2 separate regions of the Homo sapiens genome follow, and region 1 is linked to region 2. The links are chromatin loops, found by intact Hi-C in ENCODE. Cell type or tissue: B cell. All regions are shown on one strand. Each heading gives the region's core, and the rest is flanking DNA. Links, peaks and the distances in the headings are about the cores only.

Evidence for each region. A loop is a pair of places that touch in the nucleus more often than their neighbours do. Peaks named below come from ENCODE experiments on the same cell type or tissue, not always from the same donor. Only the 100,000 strongest peaks of a DNase experiment are listed, where the experiment ranks them.
Region 1: it touches region 2 in a loop (11-fold over the local background); 12 of 110 quality-filtered maps call a loop at or near these places.

Annotation. Positions count from the first base shown.
Region 1 is chr3:157,613,719-157,622,202 of GRCh38, reverse strand. No RefSeq gene overlaps it. Among named protein-coding and RNA genes, the nearest start is that of VEPH1, 110 kb to the right of the region's middle. In B cell, for the core only: CTCF peaks have their summits at 3,682 and 3,882 (motif pointing left); a DNase peak (open chromatin) is centred at 3,902.
Region 2 is chr3:158,643,190-158,645,689 of GRCh38, reverse strand. It overlaps GFM1 (G elongation factor mitochondrial 1), which reads right to left and starts at 1,163. Exons shown (of 18, transcript NM_024996.7): 1 at 975-1,163; 2 at 1-61. The coding sequence starts at 1,055. In B cell, for the core only: CTCF peaks have their summits at 1,057 and 1,257; a DNase peak (open chromatin) is centred at 1,189; H3K4me3 peaks cover 1,227 bases; H3K27ac peaks cover 793 bases.

The DNA.
Region 1 (8,484 bases), core at 2,546-5,045, 1.0 Mb after region 2:
GTGTGAGAGTGCCCTCTTGCTCTATCCTCCTCTATCTCAAGCTCTGTTGGCTGATTTGAAAGGGAACGAGGTAATATCTGAAAGCGCAGCAGGGGTGGGAATGAGAATGATGCTCGGAGAACACCGTCCAGGCTTCTGCCCCCTCACTGTAAAGTGACGAGGGTGGGCACAACATTTTCATATTGTTGCCCGATGAGGATGGTAATGGAGACAGACAAGGCTTAGAAACTGAGGATTTCTCTCTCTCTCTCTCGCTCTCTCTCTCTCTATATATATACACACACACACATATATATACATACATGCATATGTGTATACATACATATATGTGTGTGTATATATACACGTGTATATATACATACACACACACACACACACACGTGAGTGTGTTACAGTGTGGTCTCTCCACCCGACAGACATGAGGCCATAATGTTTGTTCCCATAGAACTTAGACTAAAGAGAGAAGGGATCAAATTTGCAACATCATGTGCACAGTGATCTGGAAAGTGTTGGCAAAAGCATATAGACCCTGGCACCAGGCTGGAGTTTGAATCCAGGACCCATTGCCAACTAACTAGATTATGTTGGGCAAGTTTCTTGTACGTGAAATAGAGGTAATATCGTAGCACCCTTGTGTGTTAGTTTGCTAGGGCTGACGTAACAATAAGTACCACAAACTGGTTGACTTAAACAACAGAAATTTATTCTTTCACAGTTCAGGAGGCCAGAAGTCCAAAATCAAGATGTAGGCAGGGTTGGTTCCTTCTGAAGGCTCTGAGGGAGAATCTGTTCCATGGCTCTCTCAACAGAGGAGACAATGGAGTCTGCCTCTGTTGCCCAGGTTGGATCGCAGTGGCATGATCTCGGCTCACTGCAACCTCTGCTTCCCAGGTTCAAACAATTCTCCTGCCTCAGCCTCCTGAGTAGCTGAAACTACAGGCATGTGCCACCATGCCTGGCTGTTTTTTTTGTATTTTTAGTAGAGATGGAGTTTCACTATATTGGCCAGGCTGGTCACTATATTATGTATATATTTTTTTGAGATGGAGTCTCACTTGGTCATCAAGGCTGGAGTACAGCGGCGTGATCTCAATTCACTGCAGCCTCGGCCTCCTGGGTTCAAGTGATTCTCCTGCCTCAGCCACCTGAGTAGCTAGGATTACAGGTGTGAGTCACTGTGCCCGGTCTGTCTTAGTATATTTCTTTACAAAAAACCCTCCCCACCATGAATCCAACAGCCCAGTGGATGAAATTTTGCTTATGTGTATTTCACACCCAAATTCTTTACATGTGAAGAATATGCTGTTCATCCATTGTCATAGACCATCTGTGCTGAGTTTTGCTACAGGTGGAGTGAGGAACCCTGATAAGCCATTTATAGTCTCAATCCCAGTTCTTCTTGATTTCAGGGCCTTCATTTAAAAAAAAAAAAAAGGCCAGTTTGCATAAATGCTTGTGAAATAGATTGAAGCAAATGGGTTAAATATTTACATCAAAACTACTAGTTAACATATTCCAGCTAACTAAACTTACTGACCATGTAGGTTTATAACTGTATATAGGTTTATAACATTTTCTAACACCAAACAGCTAATATCTGTTTTGAATTAATATAGTATACTAATGTTTAGCTCTCCTTTTACCAAGGTTAATTGTTAATTATTCCAAGGCAATTATTTATGTGCTTGAAAGCGGGTTTGCTGAGCCTGGGTCCTCAGTGTTGTGTTTTAGGATTTGTAAGAGGCAAATACGCTTGCATAAAGGCAAATTAATTATTTAGAGACGAAAGCCTTCATGAATGCAGTGGGCCATTACAAGAATTAGACTTCTCAAAAGGAGGCTAGTAGCAGCACTCCTCCTCTCCAAATAATCAGAATTATATGTCTGGCCTGAAAATATGCACAAGAATGCATATACACCCACAAATACTTGTGTGGGCTTGCTGCTTCCCTCTCTGCCCCATCCCTTTTTATTATTTTAGCCAAAAGACTCAGAAACAGATCACTTACAGAATTTTAGAGCAAATAATCCACTTGGTCATTCCACCAGGCTCCAAAAGATAGACCTTTGAACAACGACAGCTGGAAAATCCTGAGGCATCGGACACACTAATAGAGGATTCTCCTCCTGTTTTCAGGAGTCTTTGAAAACCGAAAGGCATAGTCCACAGCACAACATGTGACAAGACATTTATTTTCATCTATTTGCTGTAAGCCGTTGAAAACTAGAAATATCAAATTAGATCAAATGTTTTAAAATAGGTTAAAATCGATCCTTTCCTTGCATTTTGGGTTCTGCCCAAATAGTCCTCAGATTGGAGCCTCTGCAGCATGAATATATATTTCATCATAAGAGCAAAAGCAAAGCCCCTAATGGTGATAATTACTGTCACCAAAATAGAAGGCTAATTGTCAGAGGAGTTCTTTCCTCTCCATGCGATGAAGGGCTAGGCAGGAATGCCTGGCGTCTTTGGGCAGAGACATTTTTTCCTTTCAGTTTTTTCAGGACGTTTAAAAATTATTTCATCTATAGACACAGAGTAATCGGATAAAAATCCAGTGAGAATTTTGTCAGACAAAGGCTTTATTAGGTGTTTTGTTTTGTTTGGTCCCCGCCAACCCTCTTTGAGGAATAGAAAATGTGGAAACCACAAGGCACACAGCCCTTGCGACTTTGGCCTGGACTGCTGGTGTTTATTCTTTTATTTTTAGGACTCTCATCCAAGGGTAAGCAGCACCTTTCTTAAAGAAACTCCAGACCCTTGACTGCCTTTCTCTTATCATTAATCCTCACAACTTCCCGGAGAAGCTGGGAAGAGACAGCGCTCTGCATCCTCCTTTATAGATGGAGAAGCTGAGGTTTGGGAAGGTTAAATGACTTGCCCAAGGTTATTTAGCAAATTAGGAGAGTCCACTTGGGAATGGAGCTTTGGGTTCTTAGGTTCTGGGGCTGCAGCCAGGAAACCCCAGCCACAAAGAATCTCTTTTGTGCTTGATTTTGTTCACGTGCCTATTTATATAGAAAGAAAATAAGTAAATGTTTCAGTTCTTCTGCCCTCTCCCTTTATGCCACACCAATACACACACACGCACACACATGCGCGCATATGCACACACACACACATATGCATGCACACATGCACATACACACCATTAGCCATGGGGGAAAGAGATAGCCCTAAATTAGAACTTCCAAATAAACTCACTGATTTGCTGCAATGATCTCAATGTATTCTATTGTTTTAGACCCTATTGCATGAAGGTGTCACTCCTACATCCTGTCCTCACTCTGAGAACTGGGCTCATATATCTCATTATAGCCATATTTAAAGAGTTGGTAAAAGAACAACCACTCCATTGATATGGAATTTCTTTAAAAAAAAACTTTAAAGAGGATTTACTGCTGTTATCATAGCGGAGAATAAAGATGGTGTGTAATTCATGGAGAAGAAAAAAATTTCCTACAAATCAAGGTGCTCTTGCAGGCTGCACTGGATTCGCATTCAGGAATGAGACTTGATGATGTGAAGCCCTTGTGCTCAGGAGTGAGTAGTGTCAAGGCAGGGGGAAGAAAGAGACCACATCTTAAGGAACACATTTTTCTACTCAGTTACAGGGCTGGGAATACAATAATGACATGCTCAAAGTTTTAAAGGTGAACTCACACAGAAACACCGACTGTGGGGAGAAGTGACCTGTCCTGAGGAAAGAGGGAGAGGAATATCAAAGTCTGGTAGAAAAGAAAAGAATACCATCTTCAGGGCAAGTAGTACCTTCTCGCTTGTGTAGATGCAGGTTTGTAAGTACAATAGATCCTTTGGTAAAATGTTTGCACCGAAGAGGCTGAGTTATTTTATTTTTGAATTGCAAGTTCTCCATCTAGTGGTCAGTTTCTAGAACAACAAGTTCATGGTGTTACTGATGTCATCCTTTGGATGCAAATTACTTAGTTCGCCTTTTTTTTTTTTTTTTTTTAATGACTAATGCCTGCATCAATCATAGCAAGCTATTGAGCATATAACTTCCGGCAGGCACAGTTGGCAGTGGTTTTCAAGAACTAAAAGTATTTGTATATTGGCAATTTAAATCACAGCATTTTCCATTGCTGAGAACAACTTCCCTGACTTATTATTTAAAATTTAATTACCTTGACATTGTTTCTGAGGTGAAAAAATAGTCCATAAGAAAATTTATGAAAATGTATGCTTAAATTCAACATGTATTCTTCAACAGGAGAAAATGAAAGGGAGTCAGGCGTTCATTGGGTATTTGGTCACTAAACAAAATGTCTATGAACTGTTTTTAAGTTTAATATTCTTGATGGAGCTTGCTGGGCAAGGAAAGATAAGGAGTCTGCTGACCTCTAAAGAAACAAGGGGATCTGATGTGGCTACATTGTCCACTGCAGTGGTCTCCAAGTGTGAGAATTATACTACTGATTGTATTGGAGAAAAATTCTTCTCACTGATGACATTAGATAGCATTGGAATCAGGTCCAGAATCAGTTTCAGTTTTGTCCTCTTAGGTCTTTAACATCCCTGAAACCTGCCAATCATCCTTTCTAATAAAAGAGAACGGATTTCCAGCATGTTTTCTTTGCCCAGGCAACAATATACAGTTAAAATTTCATTTACTATTTTGCATTGTCTTTAGTTAATAACTTCCTATTAATGGCAAGTGATACCGCCTTTTCATAAAGTCATGATATAAAATTTCCCTTTAAGATAAATTTATTGAAATAAAAATATGAGTCAATTTGAAGAAAAAACATTGAATTGTATAGAAAGCATATGGACACGGGAACATCTCACGGATGCAGGCCAATAGCAACATGAGCTGAAAAAGATTCTACTCTGGGAACTCAGGGTCTGTTCACTGCTCTGGATCTGCCACTCACCCTCTGTAATTACCTGCGTGTGTTACTTAAATCTCTTTCGACCTCCATTTTCCTCATCCATGGAGTGTGGCTTCTTAAAGCAACTTTTAAAGTGGAATTATTCTTTGCCTGAATTCAGAAGATGGGCATGGAGATAAGGAAGCAAATAGAACATCCTAAAGCAATCTTCGCCAAAGAATGAGTGGGACACATGGAAGACCCAAGGACACACAGAGGTGGTGAATTATGTCCAGCCTCCGACCTGTACTTACCTACAAGCCCCAAATTATAGTCATGGTCTCCAAAATTCTAGCTCATGCATACTAAAGACCCATTAAATCAAAGAAGTATCAAAATATATCATTTCTTATTATGGGATATCAGAAACAGAGTAGAATCCTGCTTCTTAAAGCCGTGCAAAGGACAACCCAGTGGGCATACAATGTGGCTTTGGCCCCCCTGAAGGCAGGCTTCTCCTGAAGCAGAAGAAACACTTGCTGGGGAAAGCTGGGCCTGAGGGGGCCCAGGGGCTGAGGCCTTCATAGCAGAGAAGCACCACATATGCATAGAGCAGTGTCCACGTGGGTTCACATGGACTGCGGGAGCCTGAGATGAAACTCCACCTTCTTCTTCACTGAGCCCCAGCCTGGGCCTCATGCCCATGGTCTGTGTATGCTGTCTCATCCAGCCCTGACACCAACCCTGAAATACAGGTATGTTACCCAGTGTTAACACAGGTGCAAACTGAGGCTCAGAACGAGTGAGTTCCTTGCCAGAGGGCACTTGACTTATAAGTGGCAACACCAAGCTTGAGCCTGGGTCTCTGTGATCTTGGAAATGCAGATTCCACTGCCAGCTGGGACAGGAAGCCTGGGCTCCACATGGGAAGCCATGACCCCCTGTACCCCCCACCATAGACAAAAGCACTGGGGCACAGAGAGATTGGCTTTTCCCCTCTCTGGGGTATGATTGGTGAAGTTAATCAGCCCTGAGTCTCTAGTGTTCATTCTGTGACACAGCACACACACACACACACACACACACGCATGCACGCATGCACATATACACCAAAGTTACCAGTTCCAAACCTTTTGTTTTATTCCTCTTAACCCTCCCCTACCCATTCACTCCCATAAGAACTATGGCCAATCCTGTCCAGGCTTGAAGAACTGGAGCCATTCAGTGATACGCTGCCCTGGGTCACAGATGGCCACATGGAGTGACTGCCCCCATCCCAAAGAAGAAGAAAGGATTCCCCCCGCCTTCCTCCCTGTCTCCATCAGGAACCTACATGATGCTTCCTTCTCCTGTGGCAGACGACTCTCCTCTGTCCACCCTAGAATTGATCTATGAAATATAAAACTAAGTCACCAAATGAGAGAATAGCCAATTGCCAGAAAACACAATAAGCAGCTGAATTCTTGTGCTCTTCTGAAATGACCCCAATATACTCAGTAGGTACCATGTGTCAGGCACTGCAGTAGGCAGGGGGTGGGAAAGAAGAGGCCTAGGGCCCCACTCATGCTCCCTTAGAAGGAAAGATGCAAAGTGGTATGACTTACTACAATCCATGGTGGAGTGAAGCGTCATGTCACCTCTTTGTGCATTGGTTGTTTCTTTTCCATTGTCAAATGGAGATAATAACACCACCTATGTTGTAGGGTTGTTTTGAGGAAAAGACCCATACACTTAACATGTGGCCTGGTACATAATAATACATGCTATGCACCAACATCCTTCTCCTCATCATCACCATTGAGATAATGACCGTGTTAGACTTTGGGTGACATTAGGGGTAAGCTTTGATGGCTGGAATTGGGCAGATAGAGAGGTTTGTAGCAAGAGCAGTGTGGTGCTCTGGGTGAGGGAATTATTCTGAAATAAAGTCAATGGGTGGAAAAGCTGAAAGAGAGAGGTTGAGTTTAGGGAACTCTTAGAAATGTGGCTTGGCAGGAAAGCAGGCCTGTGAAGGGAGCGGTGAGCCAGTGTGATGAAGGACCTGCAACTCTGAGGTGAGGAGTTTGAATGGATAAGCAGTGGAGACCCACCAAAGACATCTATTGATTAGGGTAAGATAAGGAGATAGGTATTTCCTCTGAGTAAAGTAAACATAGACAGGGAAAAATCAAGGCAAGGGAGACCAGTCAGGTAGCAGTAAATCATCCAAACGACTGAAAGGTAAGCACTTTGACCTGGTGTATCCTGACCAGGGTGACTCAGAAATCCAGACACCGTTACTCCCTGTTCTTTCTCCTCTGAAGTGTGGCTTCTATTCAAACAGAGCAATGGGAATCACCATTGTCAGAAGCTGAACTCACATGCCCATTGCCCAATGCCCCATACAGGAGAAATTTAATGAAAACCCAAGTCCATTTCCTCTAAGATTGTGACTTCTAGTCTTTCCTGGAGCTTAAAAGGAAGGCTGAGACAAAGTTCGGATGAAAGTTTGCAGAGCACCACTGACCTCAGCTCCTGGTCTGAGGACAGCCTGTCTCAGAGACTCCCTTGCCTCTTCTTTCTGGGATTGTGATTGGTGGGTGCAGCCTGAGACGTGGTTGGCTGAAGAAGTCTCTTCGTGAGGGAATTAAGCTACTGTGGCTTCATAGGAGGCCAGTTCCAGAGCCGTCTCACCTCCCATTTACCTTCATCCTCTCCTGTGGAACTGGTGTTTTCCTTAGGCCCAAAAGGAGACAAGAGCTGTGAGAGAGGGAGGTGAGGTTTTTTTTGTTTTTTGTTGTTGTTTGTTTGTTTGTTTGTTTGTTTTGAGATGGAGTTTCGCTGTCGTCACCCAGCCTGGAGTGCAATGGCACGATCTCGGCTCAATGCAACCTCCACTTCCTAGGTTCAAGAGATTCTCCTGCCTCAGCCTCTCAAGTAGCTGGGATTACAAGCACCTGCCACCATGGCCAGCTAATTTTTGTATTTTTAGTAGAGACGGGGTTTCGCCATGTTTGCCAGGATGGTCTCGATCTCCTGACCTCAGATGATCCATCTGCCGAGTTTGGCCTCCTAAAGTGGTGGGATTACAGGCAGGAGTCTTTTGAGAGGATCCATCACAATGGTTGGGCAGAAGCTCAATGATTCTAACTTGGCTCATGAATGGCGTGGGGGTAGGAAACACAGCCAAAATATTGGCTATGATTTGAATGTGTCCCCTCCAAAATTCAAGTGTTGCAGTGTGATAATATAAAGATATGAGGCCTTAAGTGATTGGGGCATGAGGGCTTCTCCTGGTGAATGGGATCAAGGCCCTTATAAAAGTGCCTCTGCACGCAGGCTCATTTGCTTGGTCTTCTGCTAGCCCCCTTCCAAAGGATACAGCCTCCACCAGACACCAAACCTGATGGTGCCTTGATCTTGGACCCTCCAACCTCCAGAACTGTGGGAAGTAAATTTCTGTCTGTTATAAATTACCTGGTCTGCGATACTCATAGCACACAAAACAGGCTAAGACATCATCCATATTCACATCTGTGTATTGGTTAATTTTTACTTGGGAAACAGTTTTAGTTCCTTCTGCTAATATAGAATGTAGGGATTCTAGGCCTAAAATGTGACAGTCAGTGTTTACCTCCTCACCCCCACCCTGGTTTTTGTTCAATACAATCA
Region 2 (2,500 bases), core at 1-2,500:
TTCGTATTTTTTCATTAGGAATCACCCCTGATGAAGACCATCGGCAGGCCTTCCAATTAACCTGAAAAAAATACGAGAGCTCAATTCTATGCACCTTTTATAAGAGAGAACAACAGACAATTAAAAGGAGTATGGTGGACATTATTCCTCCAAGAAATCTCACTGGATATGAGATAGCTTGAGAAAGGCACCAGGGGAAACCTTTAAGCCTGGAACTCTTGTAATCAGAGGACAGACTTCAAAACAAGACAGTAAAGACGTATTCTTTTAAAATTAATTAATGAATAAGTTAAATTTAATTAAAATGGGAGACACTTTTTACTGCAGATTTGAAAATACACACTGGGGCAGATAAAATCACAAAGACAGCTCCAAAAAATACTTTAATAGAAAATACAAATTTTAGCTTAAATTTAACTTAATTTTTTTCCCTTTCTCCTTTATTGTAGTTCACAGATGACAAATATGTTTGAGAACTTATATGCTCTATGCAGTGATGCTAGTAGCTCCAAGACAGCCCCCAAAGATTTCCAATTCCCTCCAAACAAAAACAATTCATGAAGCTTGTTTTAACTTTACTCTGGTGGCAGGGGATGGGGATCCCTATTAGATGGAATGAAGATACAATATAAACCTTTCCCTATAGGACTGCACATCCAAAATGCACAATTATTCACGGGAAAAGAGAGGCAAAAAAAAAAAAAAAAAACCTTAGAAAAGGTGGATAAAATATCAAAGTATCTGAGTGACAGACACTTTTAGTTGATTAAACCCTAGGGATACCAGAGAGCGAAACAAACGAGCTAACGAGCTAATGTGCAGGCACCGAGGTGCTTTTCAGCACTGACGAGCGACTGCCAGTATTCGGAGCTGTCAGTCATGAGGACCCAGGGGGTGTCACGGCCTTCCATTGCCCAGAAGGGATCACAAGGTTCCGGGAATGGTCCCGATTTAGCCTCTCTATGCTCCGGTACCTGCTTCCTCTGCCAGCCTAGGGAGGCGGGGGCCCTTCCGCGCCCCAGAGCCGCGACGGCTGCAGCTCCCAGGAGTCTCATGGCAAGCGCAGAGCACGCGTCAAAGTCCCGTGGCGCCGGGTGGGTTCAGCTGCCGGTAACGCACCGGGAAGCGGTCAAAGTCACGCCGGCAGCCAATGTTGTAAGAGCACTTCCGGGGCAAAGGACGCGAGGAAAAAGAGAGTGAGGAAAAGAAAGAAGAGCAACTGGATTGGAGGCGGAGCAGTGCCTACGCTGCTCGCGCGCCGTCTGCCGACTTGGAAGAGAAAGTGCAATCGCTTTGCGGAGCTAAAGAAGTGTTTGCTCCCAGTAAGACGGCATAGGTATATGGGTGAGGGAAGGGAGTCCTTTTGTCTTCGTCTTCTTTTTTAAATATTACCTCTGTATGAAGATACAGAATTTAAACATGGTTGTTAGGCCTATAAAGCAATGTGGAGAAATGTATATAACAATTTAAGTAGAAAAGAGCAAAATTGTCTATTACAAATATTAATAGGTATATATATGACATGGCCTGAAAAAGAACGTGGACAAATTATAGTGAATGAACTATCAATTACAATTACAAATACTTTTCCTCATGTCAAAATGTTATTTGTTATTGTTCGATGTCAGACATTTCATGTCCTGTCCATGTGGAAGACTGCATCCTTGACCATTCTGCTTGGATGTGTTAAGAGGCATGTTGAACCTAACAGGTCCAAAACTGAGCTTCGGATCTTCTTCCCCAAACCTTCCACAGTCTTATCCATCTCATAAATGTAAACTTTAGTGATTCTAGCCAAAAATATTAGTCGCTTTGACACCATGCTGTGACATCTCCGGTCTAATCAGTCAGCATATCCTGTAAGCTCTACTTTCAAAAAGACATCCAGGGCCGGACGCGGTGGCTCACACCTGTAGTCCCAGCACTTTGGAAGGCCGAGGCGGGCAGATCACGAGGTCATGAGATGGAGACCATCCTGGCTAACACAGTGAAACCCCGTCTCTACTAAAAATACAAAAAAAAATTAGCCGGGCGCGGTGGCGGGCGCCTGTAGTCCCAGCTACTCGGGAGGCTGAGGCAGGAGAATGGTGTGAACCCAGGAGGCGGAGCTTGCAGTGAGCCGAGATCACGCCACTGCACTCCACCCTGGGTGACAGAGCGAGTCTCAAAAAAAAAAAAAAAAAAAGAAAATCCAGAACTTACTTCTCCCCACCTCTCAGTACTGCCGTTTCTGGAGGGAACTATTGTAATAGCCTTGTAACCGATCTCACTGCTTCTATCCTTGCTGTTGTCAGTGGGCCGGTTCAGGTGCTTGACTTCACCACACAAAAGAATTTGAAAGCAAGTACAAAGTAAGAGTAGGCAAAAAAGTTTATTGTAAACCAAAAGTACACTCTGAGAGGCAGAGTGGGCTGCTCAGAAGAGAGACAGACAGCCTTTAGTATCTCTAGGGAATTCCCTTTATGGGTGAGGCAGGAGAACAGGGTCTAGAGACAGGGAA